Regions from separate parts of the Homo sapiens genome. Here region 2 is linked to region 1. Evidence: chromatin loops called from intact Hi-C (ENCODE). Cell type or tissue: sigmoid colon. All regions are shown on one strand. Each heading gives the region's core, and the rest is flanking DNA. Links, peaks and the distances in the headings are about the cores only. Region 1 overlaps LOC105373182 (a long non-coding RNA gene). Region 2 has its middle 150 kb from the start of ATP6AP2.

Region 1 (5,374 bases), core at 240-5,239:
GTATGTATGTGTTTAGGTATGGATGTGTACGTGTGTACATTTGTGTAGGTGTATATTTGTATGTATGCCTGCATATTTGTGTGTAGGTGTGTATATGTGTGCATGTGTATATGCATATGTGTATATGTGCATATGTATATTTGTGTGCATGTGCGTATCTGTGTATGTGTCGATGTGCATGTGTATATATATGTATATCTGTGTATGTGTATTCATGTTTGTGTGTGTATATGTTTGTATGTGTGCATATGTGTGTGTGTACGTGTGTATATTTATATGTGTGTATGTGCATGTGTGGTGTGTGTATGTGTGTGTACACGTGTATTTTTACATGTGTAGAGGTGTGTATGGGTATGTGTGTGTGCATGTGTGCATGTGTGTGTGTATGCATGTGTATTTATACATGTGTGTATGTGCATGTGTATAGGTGTGTATGGGTATATGTGTATGTGCATGTGTGTGTACACATGTGTATTTGTACATGTGTGTATGTGCGTGTATATAGGTATGTAGATGTATATGTGTGTGTGTGTTTGTGTGTGTATGTGTGCGTATTTCCTTCTAAGAGTTTTCCCCCTTCCCCTTCCTTCCCTTCACTACTTCATGGACTTTGAGGATCATGACTAAGAGTTTGTTTCCCCAAACTTAAGGTGATTAAAGACATTCTCTCAGTTCCTGGAGAGAAGTTTCCAAATAAGCCAGTGCGGGAGTGAAGCACCAAGGAGAGGCAGACAGGAGAGGGAGGCCCCCCCAAGTGCTCTGGGCTAGGAAAGCTGGGTCCTTGAAGGAGACGTGGGGGGAGCCTGTGTATCTAGGAGCTAGAGGGACAGGGCCTCTGTGATGGTCAATTGCATGTGTCAACTTGGCTGGGCCATGGGGCACCAAGATATTTGAACAAACATTATTCTTGGTGTTTCTGTGGGGGTGTTTTAGGATGGGATTAACATTTAAATTGATCCACTTTAAGTAAAGCAGATGGCTCTCCCTCATGTGGGTGGGCCTCATCCAATCAGTTGAAGACCTGAATTGAACAAAAAACCTGGCCTCTCCCAAGCAAGAGAGAATTCTCCACCAGACTACCTTTGGGCTTCATCTGAAACATTAGCTCTTCCTGGCCCTGCAGCAAATGTCATGAGATTGGAACTGCAGCATTGGCTCTTCCTGGGTCTCCACCTGCTAGCCCACCCTGCAGATTTTGGACTTGCCAGCTTTCATAATCCCATAAGCCAATTCCTTATCATAAATATCTTTCTCTCCCTTTTTATTTTATTTTATTTTATTTTATTTTTTTTGAGACAGAGTCTCAGTCTGTCACCCAGGCTGGAGTGCAGCCGTGCAATCTTGGCTCACTGCAACCTTCTCCTCCAAGGTTCAAGCAATTCTCGTGCCTCAGCCTCATGAGTAGCTGGGATTACAGGCGCCTGGCACTACGCCTGGATAATTTTTGTATTTTTAGTAGAGACGGGGTTTCACCATGTTGGGCAGGCTGGTCTTGAACTCCTGACCTCAAATGATCCACCCACCTTGGCCTCCCAAAGTGCTGGGATTATAGGTGTGAGCCACCGCACCCAGGCATGAATCTCTTTCTCTATCTAGACACATCCTATTGGTTCTGTCTCTGTGAAGAACCCTAACTAATACTGCTGGCTTCCTGCCAGAGTCTAGGATGGCTCCAGGGTCCATGCCCTAGGGTGGGAGAGAAGCCTCGTACCTAGTGTACCAGGATGAGACCCAAGACCTTGCCTCAAATCACAGTTTCTTGGGGCCTTAGAACTGGAGCTTCCCTGGTCAAACTGAGAAGCTGGTCATCCTGTTTGAGCCATCTGTTTTGCTATGTCACCTGCCAGCTTGGCCCTCAGACTCCAGAGCCTGGAGACAGTTGGAGCCTTGTGTTCTGCCCAACCTGCTAGGCCCAGATCTCAGCAGGAGGCTCTGCTGTTCCCTGCACCCTGGTTGCACGGTGACTTTCCTCCTGCTTTTGAAGGCATGGAAGGGCATTCTCTTTGGACATCCAGGGGGCCCAGATACCCTCTGTCTTAGTCTACTAGGACAGCCATAAGAAAATACCACAGGCTGGGTGGCTTAAACAACAGAAAATTCATTTCTCACAGTTCTGAAGCTGGAAGTTCAAGATCAAGGTGCCAGCAGGTCAGGTTTTGATGAGGGCTGTCTTCCTGGCTTGTAGATGAATACCTTCTTGTTGTATCATCACATGATGGGGAGAGAGAGACAGCAAGCTCTCTGGTGTCTCTTCTTACAATGTCACGAATCCCTTTAAATAGGAGTCCACCTTTGCAACCCTTTCTAACCTTAATTACTTCCTTATAGGTCCTGTCTTCAAATACAGTGACACTGAGGGTTAGGGCTTCAACATATGACTTTTTGTGGGAGGTACAATTCATTTCCTAGCAGCCTTGCAAATGAATTCCACTCCTCAAAGGCTACTGTCTACTTACTAATAGGGGTGGGCACCCCAGGCTCTTGCCTGGAGAAAGGGACATGTGTTGAAGGGTGATCTGGGTACTTTATTCTAAAACCACTTGTAAATCACCAGTGAGCCCAATCTGTTACACATCCTGCCCCACTAATTGTCCTATTCAGTGACACTCCCAGGACCCACTAGGATGGCAGGTAGATCAGTGGGTGCACAGTGAATGCTGTGAGGGCCAGATGCAGGATTGGGGTTGGGATTGGGCCTAGGGCAAGGGGGGTTTAGTGAAGAGACTCAAGGTTCACTCTAACCCAAGTGGGGAGCAGAACTCCGTGTATGTGTGTGTGTCTGTGCGCGCGCACGCACACAGACACACACGCACGCATGAAGACTCAAGAGACGTCACCCATCATCTAACCCTATCCCTTCACTTCACAGATGAGGATATCCAGGTGCAGCAAGTGGAGGGGGTGCCCACAAAGGAGACATGTTGCTTCAGCACACAAGTCACAGAGTAAGCACACAGTAGGCAGCAATAGATAACTATAGCAGTGTGTGTGTGTGTGTGTGTGTGTGTGTGTACACGCATGTGTGTGGGACAGAGAGAGACAGACACAGAGTGTGTATTTGTGGTGGAAAAGTGTGTGCTACCTGTGTGCAGACTATTTAAAAGGATTTTACAGATGGATCTTTCATCCAAAGGGCATTTTTCTTCTCAAGTTTTCTGCCTGCTGGCTAAAACTTCTGGATAGAGTTGCCAGATAAAATGCAGGATGCTCAGTTCAGCTGGAACTTCAGTGAAACAACAAATAATATTTTCACATACTGATGTACTTAACATCAGTATAAGTATATCCTGTGCAGTATTTGGGGGTATACTTGTACTAAAAAATTACTCATTGTTTATCTGAAATTCAAATTGAACTGGCACCCTGTATATTTATATGCTAAATCTTGGAGCCCTACTTTTGAAGGGTGGCCAGGTAGCACATGGGGATGCAAATCAGGGAGTATTAATAGATAACCAGGCCAGCACTGCGGGTTCAGCAAGTAGGCAAGCAAACCCCAGGTTGTAGGAGGAGCAGCTGCTGCCTCCAGAGACCCTTGGGAAGGAAGCAGGCATTGCTCAGCTCACACCTACACTGGTGGCTACTGCCCCCAACACCTTGCTCATTTCAGGGGCTTCGATGCACAGATAACTTTTCCCATATGAGCCTTTAGGAAGGGCTAACCTTGCCTGGCCTTTCGCTGACCCATGGCTTAGGGCAGGGCAGGCTGTTTGGGAACCTCTGTTCAGCACTGGGGTTTGTAGACACCCTATGTAGTTTCATGGAGGGGTAAAGGAAGTGTCAAAGCTGAGGGGTTTTTGGTGACCTCTGCTCATTCTACCTTTCAGGTAGACCTATAACAAGGGTAAGTCAAGGGCAAGTCCTCCTTGGACTAAAGGTCATAGGGGTGTGGCCTCTAAGGGGGAAGCAGATTGTAGGAGAAAGAAGAAGCTCAGCCTTTTGTTAGTGAGTTGGGATAGTGACTTTGCTTCTCTGAATCTTAACCTGCCCTTCTTTGGAAGGGGTTATACAAATATTTTCCTAGTATAATAGTTGTAAGAGTTCAGTGGAAATGGTATATAAAAAGAACTTGGCCTAGTTACTGGACAAAGGAGCTAGGGGAAGGGGAGCCAGGCCCTCAATGGTTCCCAGTACTCACAAGGTGCCCTTTCTGGCAATGTGTTTCCATTGGCTCTGAGTGTAGGACTAAGGTGGACAATATCTCAGTGGAATCTCCAGAAATAAGCCATCCAAGACTGTTTCAGAAGCCTCTAGTTCACTGAGGCCGGGCACGGTGGCTCACGCCTGTAATCCCAGCACTTTGGGAGGCTGAGGCGGGCAGATCGCCTGAGGTCAGGAGTTCGAGACCAGCCTGGCCAACATGGTGAAATCCCGTCTCTACTAAAAATATAAAAATTATCCAGGTGTTGCAGTGGGCGCCTGAGGCACAAGAATCGCTTGAATCCAGGAGGTGGAGGCTGCAGTGAGCCGTGATTGTGCCATTGCACTCCAGCCTGGGTGACAAGAGTGAGACTCCATCTCAAAAAAAAAAAAAGCCTCTAGTTCACTGAATACACAGTTATTTACTCATATGAGGGAGAACAGTCGATAGACTGCTCTCAAGGAACCCAGGCAAAAATAGGATCTACGAAAGAGAGAGAGAAAAAACCCTGCAGATAATCTGGGAACAGTGAGTCTTGCACTTTTGCACTTTTTTTGGGTGAAATGATTCAGTGGCAGCTGGCAGGGAGGCCAGTTTGGGTCATCTGCCTTCAAGCAGACCAAGTAGGGAAGCAAAGAAAATAATTTCAATAGTTTATGATTTCCCCTGAAAACCTTGAGAATGTAGCTGTCATGGTAGGTGGAGTTCTAAGAAGGCCCCAAGGATTCCCATCCCCTGATGTACACAGCCTGAATCATCCCCTCTTCTTGATTGTGAGTGGGATTTGAGAACATCATGGGATATCACTCCCATGATTATGTTACATGGCAGAAGGGATTTTGCCAATGTAATTAATGTCCCCAATCAGTTGACTTTGAGTGAATCAAAAGGGAGATTATCCTGGGTGGGCCTGACCTAATCAGGTGAGTCCTTAAAGTCAAAAAGGTAGAGCATCAGCAAGACTATCTTGCTGGCCTTGAGGAAGAAAGTAAACAGCCACATGTGAACTGCCTATGGAGGAGGCCACAGAACAAGGACCTGAGGGTGGCCTCTAGAAGTAGAGAGAGGTCCCCAGCGAACAGCTAGCAGTCCTACAACCCCAAGAAACTGAATTCTGCCAGCAACCAGTGAGCTTGGGAGAAGACTCCAAGCTCCCAAAAGGAAGACAGTGGGCAGACACTGTGATTGCAGCTTTTTGAGACCCTAGGCAGAAAACCTAGTTCTGCCTGGCTT
Region 2 (5,374 bases), core at 164-5,163, 59 kb after region 1:
ACCTGGAGCCAAAGGAGATCATTTTGGAGCTTAAAAATTTGACTGCCCCACTGGATTTCGGACTTGCATGGGCCCTGTAACCCCTTTTTTGGGCCAATTTCTCCCATTTGGAATGGCTGTATTTACCCAATACCTATACCCCCATTGTATCTAGGAAGTAACTAGCTTGCTTCTGATTTTGCAGGCTCGTAGGCAGAAGGGACTTGCCTTGTCTCAGATGAGACTTGGGACTGTGGACTTTTGAGTTACTGCTGAAATGAGTTTAGACTTTGGGGGACTGTTGGGAAGGCATGATTGGTTTTGAAATGGGAGGACATGAGATTTGAAGGGGCCAGGGGTGGAATTATATGGTTTGGCTGTGTCCCCATCCAAATCTCAACTTGAATTGTATCTCCCAGAATTCCCACATGTTGTGGGAGGGACCCAGCAGGAGGTAGTGGAATCATGGGGGCTGGTCTGAGAGCTGATGGGTTTATCGGGGATTTCTGCTTTTGCTTCTTCCTCATTTTTCTCTTGCTGCCACCATGTAAGAAGTGCCTTTTGCCTCCCGTCATGATTCTGAGGCCTCCCTAGCCATGTAGAACTGTAAGTCCAATTAAACCTCTTTTTGTTCCCAGTTTCAGGTATGTCTTTATCAGCAGCATGAAAACGGACTAATATACCCTGGCTGGAGTCAAACTCCTGGGTTCAAGCAATCTTTCTGCCTCAGCCTCCTGCATAGCTGGGACTGCAAGCAAACATCACTGTGCCTGGCCTAATCTCCTCTTATGAAGACACTAACCATTTTGGACTACCCCCATCGGCCCCATGGCTTCATTTTTCCTTGATCACCTCTTTAAAGGCACTATCTCCAAATATAGTTACATTCCAATGTACTAGGGGTTAGGGCTTTAGCAGATGAATGTTTGGAAGACAAAACTCAGTCCATAACAACCAGTTAACCTTATTCCTTTAAAAGGTCCTCAAAGAACCAACTTCCCAAGAGATAAAATGAGTCCCACCAGACGCCATGTTGCATGGCTGTAATCCCAGCCATTTGGGAGGCTGAGGCAGAAGGATCACTTGAGCCCAGGGGTTTGAGGCTGCAGTGAGCCACAATTGTGCCTGACAATAGCTACTGCACTCTAGCCTGGGCAACACAGTGAGACTCCATCTCTAAAAAAAAAAAAGTGTAGAAATATGTGTCCTTCTCTTTTCTTGCTGAAACATTTTATAATGGTACAGCTTTCATACTTTTCCCAAAGTTTTTAAAACTCATTTCTGCCTTTAGGAAAGCAATACCACCCTCCTAGTCATTCCTTCCACCTGCCTCCCTGTAGGCCTCTGTGGATTGCCATGGAAGGTCCAGAGTCCACAGTAGCTGGAGGCCCATGGCAGACACAAGCCCAAGGCACTCACAGGAACTATAGCAAAGGCTCAAGTGACATAGGCCTGTGGCAGACATGGGTCCACAGAGGTCACAGCGCTTCCAGAAAACAGAGTCCTCCGGAGGTCACTGAGCCCAGAGTCCAGGCAAACATCAGCTCCAGGGGCAAAACACCAGACCCACCTTCCTAGTTTTGTGGTGGCTTTAGTGAGTCAGAGGAGAGATTCCTGGTCCCCACTTGAGCACTTCTGGAGGATGGATAACTGTGGGAGAACTGATGGCCTGAGGGGAAAGCAGAAAGCTGTCCCTCAGCTCAGCAGTCACTCCATGCTTCTTGGGCCAGACACTTCTCCCTAGGTTGTTTTCTGTTTTCCTACAAAATGGGCGGAGGGGGGTGAGTTGGATAGAGGAGCAAGTTTTTCGCCACAAGATATCATTTCTCTCCAGCAGACCTCCCCTGCTGGGGATGGGGGGCATGGAATGAGGCCAAAACTGTGAGGCCACTGGTCAACGAAGGCTTTTCCTGATCCTGACCAGAGAAGCTTCTCGCAGGTGCTACTGGTGTTCGGGATCTCGGTTTCCCTCTGGCCCACCCTTCTGTCCTTTCAACGAATCTTCATTAACATGACCACGGGCCAAGCACTGTGCTAAGTACTTAATTTTCTTTAATGGCTTGAATTTACCCTGCTCACAGAAACCCTGCCAAGACCTTCCTCTCCACCCATGAACCCCAGCCTTGTACCCAGATGACTTGAAGCCCCTAACCCCACTCCACCCCTACCCCTCCAGTAAACAGGCTGTCCTGAAGGTTGTGGTCGTTCTTCTGTAGCAGCAGGTGGGGTGAAGGAAGTTGGGACGAGCCTCTAGATGGTGGCTTCTTCCCATCCAAGCTGCCCACAACAGGGGGGTGAGTGTTGGAGGCGCAAACAGGCAGCCTTCTCCATAGGATTCTTTTTTTTTTTTTTTGACAGAGGCTCACTCTGTTGCCCAGGCTGGAGGGCAGTGGCATAATCTTGGCTCACTGCAACCTCCGCCTCCTGAGTTCAAGCGATCCTCCTGCCTCAACCTCCTGAGTAGCTAGGACTACAGGCGCCTGCCACCACACCCGGCTAATTTTTGTATTTTTAGCAGAGACAGGGTTTCCCCATGTTGGCCAGGCTGATCTCAAACTCCTGACCTCAGGTGATCAGTCTGCCTTGGCCTCCCAAAGTGCTGGGGTTACAGGGGTGAACAACTGCACCCGGCCCTCCATAGGATTTTTGGCCAGCTTTCCTGCTTAGGTTTGCTGGTTGCTGTCAGGGACCACACCCTGCCAAGGAAAACGAAAACCGAGAGCTCAGGAGAGAAGCCACTGTGTACAGAGCACAAGCCTCGAAATGGTTCTTTAGCTCCTGTCTAAACTTCAGAAATGTGACTTTCGGGTAGGACAAAGGCTGCTGTAGAGCAAAATTGGGACAAATACATAACAAGGTAGGGATCCTGTAATTCCACTTAATTGCAGGTTGATACGGAAAGTGGCCCCCATTGCAGGCTCTCAACGTGCTACACGGGGGCAAGGTTTCATTTTATAGAGAGGTCCCCTGAGTCACTGCCTCGCAGGGTGCAGGGGTTGAGACGCAAGAGGCCCTGTCCAAGGAAGTGGGTGGGGGGCTATGCGCCACCAGGATTGCGGGCTGGCCTCCAGGTCTCAGTCCTGTCCTTGGCTGGAGCATGGAGATCCTGATTAACATGAAAACAGAAGCCAGTTCAGCGTCCTCGGGCAGCTGGCGGCTTCTGCTCTGCGTCTGAGGGGGAAGGGAACCGTTCTATCACTGTCTTTCTTGGCCAATTAGATGATTCAGCATATTCCCGGCCTCTCTCTTGGCTGAGGTGATTTATAGTGAGCTCTGCAGGCCTGGCGAGAGTGAGTGATGGGGAATAGGGGCCCATCCAACACGTGCGTGCATGTGCATGTGCGTGTTGTGTGCACACTTTACACATCACGTACACAGCACCAGATGGGGGTTGTGTGCGAGAGAGAGGAAAACATTTGCAGGCCTCTCCAGCTTCACTGGTTGCTGCCAGTTTCTATTGGAGAATTTCTCCTCTCAGGCGAAAATATTTACTTACGGGGATCCTCCAAGATCTTTTTTTTTTTTTTTTCTCACATGAGGGGTCGAAACGGAGGAATGGGAAGAAGTGCAGGAGTTTAGGGCTTAGTCTGCTTAGCTGTTTTGAGTTAAGAACTTCTGGGGAAACAAATGAGAAGGGAGGCAAGAGGGGCTGAGCCGTTTTGCCTCTGATGTCTGAACTCGCTTCTCTGATGATGGCAGCGGAAAATGGGCCTGATGCTGAGGGTGCAGCTGTGGGCGGGCATTACGGGAATGCGTGTGTGCATTTGGGACGTGAACAAGATGCCCTTCTGCATCAGCATTCAAGCATTTCTCATGGACATTTTGATGGGATGCTTTCATGGGATTGCTCTAATATACAGCTCTGTCTATCCTGGAGTTGGGATATATTTTTGTATCTACTGCACCAGGATGATGAAAGAAGCTATGTTGTGTCCTTAGGGGTAAGGTAGCCCCAGCCCAATCTTCCTGAAGGAGTCAAAGAGAGACCATGACAGTTTTTTGGCTGCTGTGAAGAGGAGTGGTTGTTTTACCTATCTATTTTTCCCCAAAAGATGGTTTCTAGCTTCTGTAATGGACCCCTTTTTTTTTTTTTCTAAACGGGGTCTCACTCTGTCTCCCAGGCTGGAGTGCAATGGTGCGATCTTGGCTCACTGCAACTTCCACCTCCCGGGCTCAAGCGATCCTCCTGCCTCAGCCTCCTGAGTAGGTGGGACTACAGGTGCACGCCACCACATCCAGCTAATTTTTGTATTTTTAGTAGAAATGGGGTTTCACCATGTTGCCCAGGCTGGTCTTGAACTCCTGGACTCAAGTGATCCACTAGCCTCGGCCTCCCAAAGTGCTGGGATTACAGGTGTGAGCCACTGTGCCCCGCCTGTAATGGACTCTTGATATCATCCATTGAACAGTAACCTTTCTAAGCCCCTTTCTAAGTTGCCCCTTTGAAGTTTGAACCCCTGGGCCTGACATCCTTTACCACCTTCATCACGGTCATTGTCAGCATCATCAATGTCTCCTCCCCCATGTTTATTAAGTGCCTAGTATATGCCAGCCATTATTCAAGGTGCTTTATATACTTCATTTATTCCCCAAGACAATCCTTTGGCAATACTGTTAGCATCCTATCATGGTTAATTTTATGTCAATTTGACTGGGCCACAGGGTACCCAGACATTTGGTCAAACATTATCTGGGTATGTCTCTGTGGGTGTTTCTGCATGAGAAGGACATTTGAATTGGTAGAGATAGCAAAGTAGATAGCCCTCCCTAATGTGGGTGGGCCTTGTACAATTGGTTGAAGACCTGAATAGAACAAAAAGGCTGAGTAAGGGGGTACTTTGCCTGCCTGACTGTTTGAACTGGAACATCAGTCTTCTCCTGTCCTTGGACTGGACTTACATCTCCCAGTTCTCTGGCTTTCAGACTTGGACTGGAACTATACCACTGGCTCCCCTGGGTCTCTAGCTTGCAGATGGCAAAATATGGGACTTCTCAGCCTCCATAATCATGTGAGCCAATTCCTTATATCTATTTATGTCTATCTATCTATCTATCTATCTATCTGTGTCTGTCTGTCTGTCTGTCTGTCTATCTATCTATCTATCTATCTATCCTATCATCTTCTACTTCCATTGGTTCTGTGTCTCTGGAGAATCCTGGCTAATACACATTTTGGAACAAAGAGTGGTTCTAGAGGAACAGAATTTTAAGGATGAGGTTTCTGAATTGGTTCTAGGGTTTCTGGAATTGGCTGTCTAATCTGATTAGATTTAAAAACATTAATGACTCTATTTCTAGTAGTAACAAGAGCACTGATAATCTACGGTGTGATCTGGCAATAAAGTTACACAAAATATCACCACTGGATGTTCCTAATCAACCTATAAGAAGCAAG

Evidence for each region. Peaks named below come from ENCODE experiments on the same cell type or tissue, not always from the same donor. Only the 100,000 strongest peaks of a DNase experiment are listed, where the experiment ranks them.
Region 2: it touches region 1 in a loop (3-fold over the local background); 3 of 110 quality-filtered maps call a loop at or near these places.

The regions. Positions count from the first base shown.
Region 1 is chrX:40,372,830-40,378,203 of GRCh38, forward strand. All of the region lies in intron 2 of LOC105373182 (a long non-coding RNA gene), which reads left to right. Among named protein-coding and RNA genes, the nearest start is that of LINC03099, 110 kb to the left of the region's middle. In sigmoid colon, for the core only: no CTCF peak of the experiment used is centred there; no DNase peak of the experiment used is centred there.
Region 2 is chrX:40,431,945-40,437,318 of GRCh38, forward strand. No RefSeq gene overlaps it. Among named protein-coding and RNA genes, the nearest start is that of ATP6AP2, 150 kb to the right of the region's middle. In sigmoid colon, for the core only: no CTCF peak of the experiment used is centred there; no DNase peak of the experiment used is centred there; H3K4me3 peaks cover 591 bases; H3K27ac peaks cover 192 bases.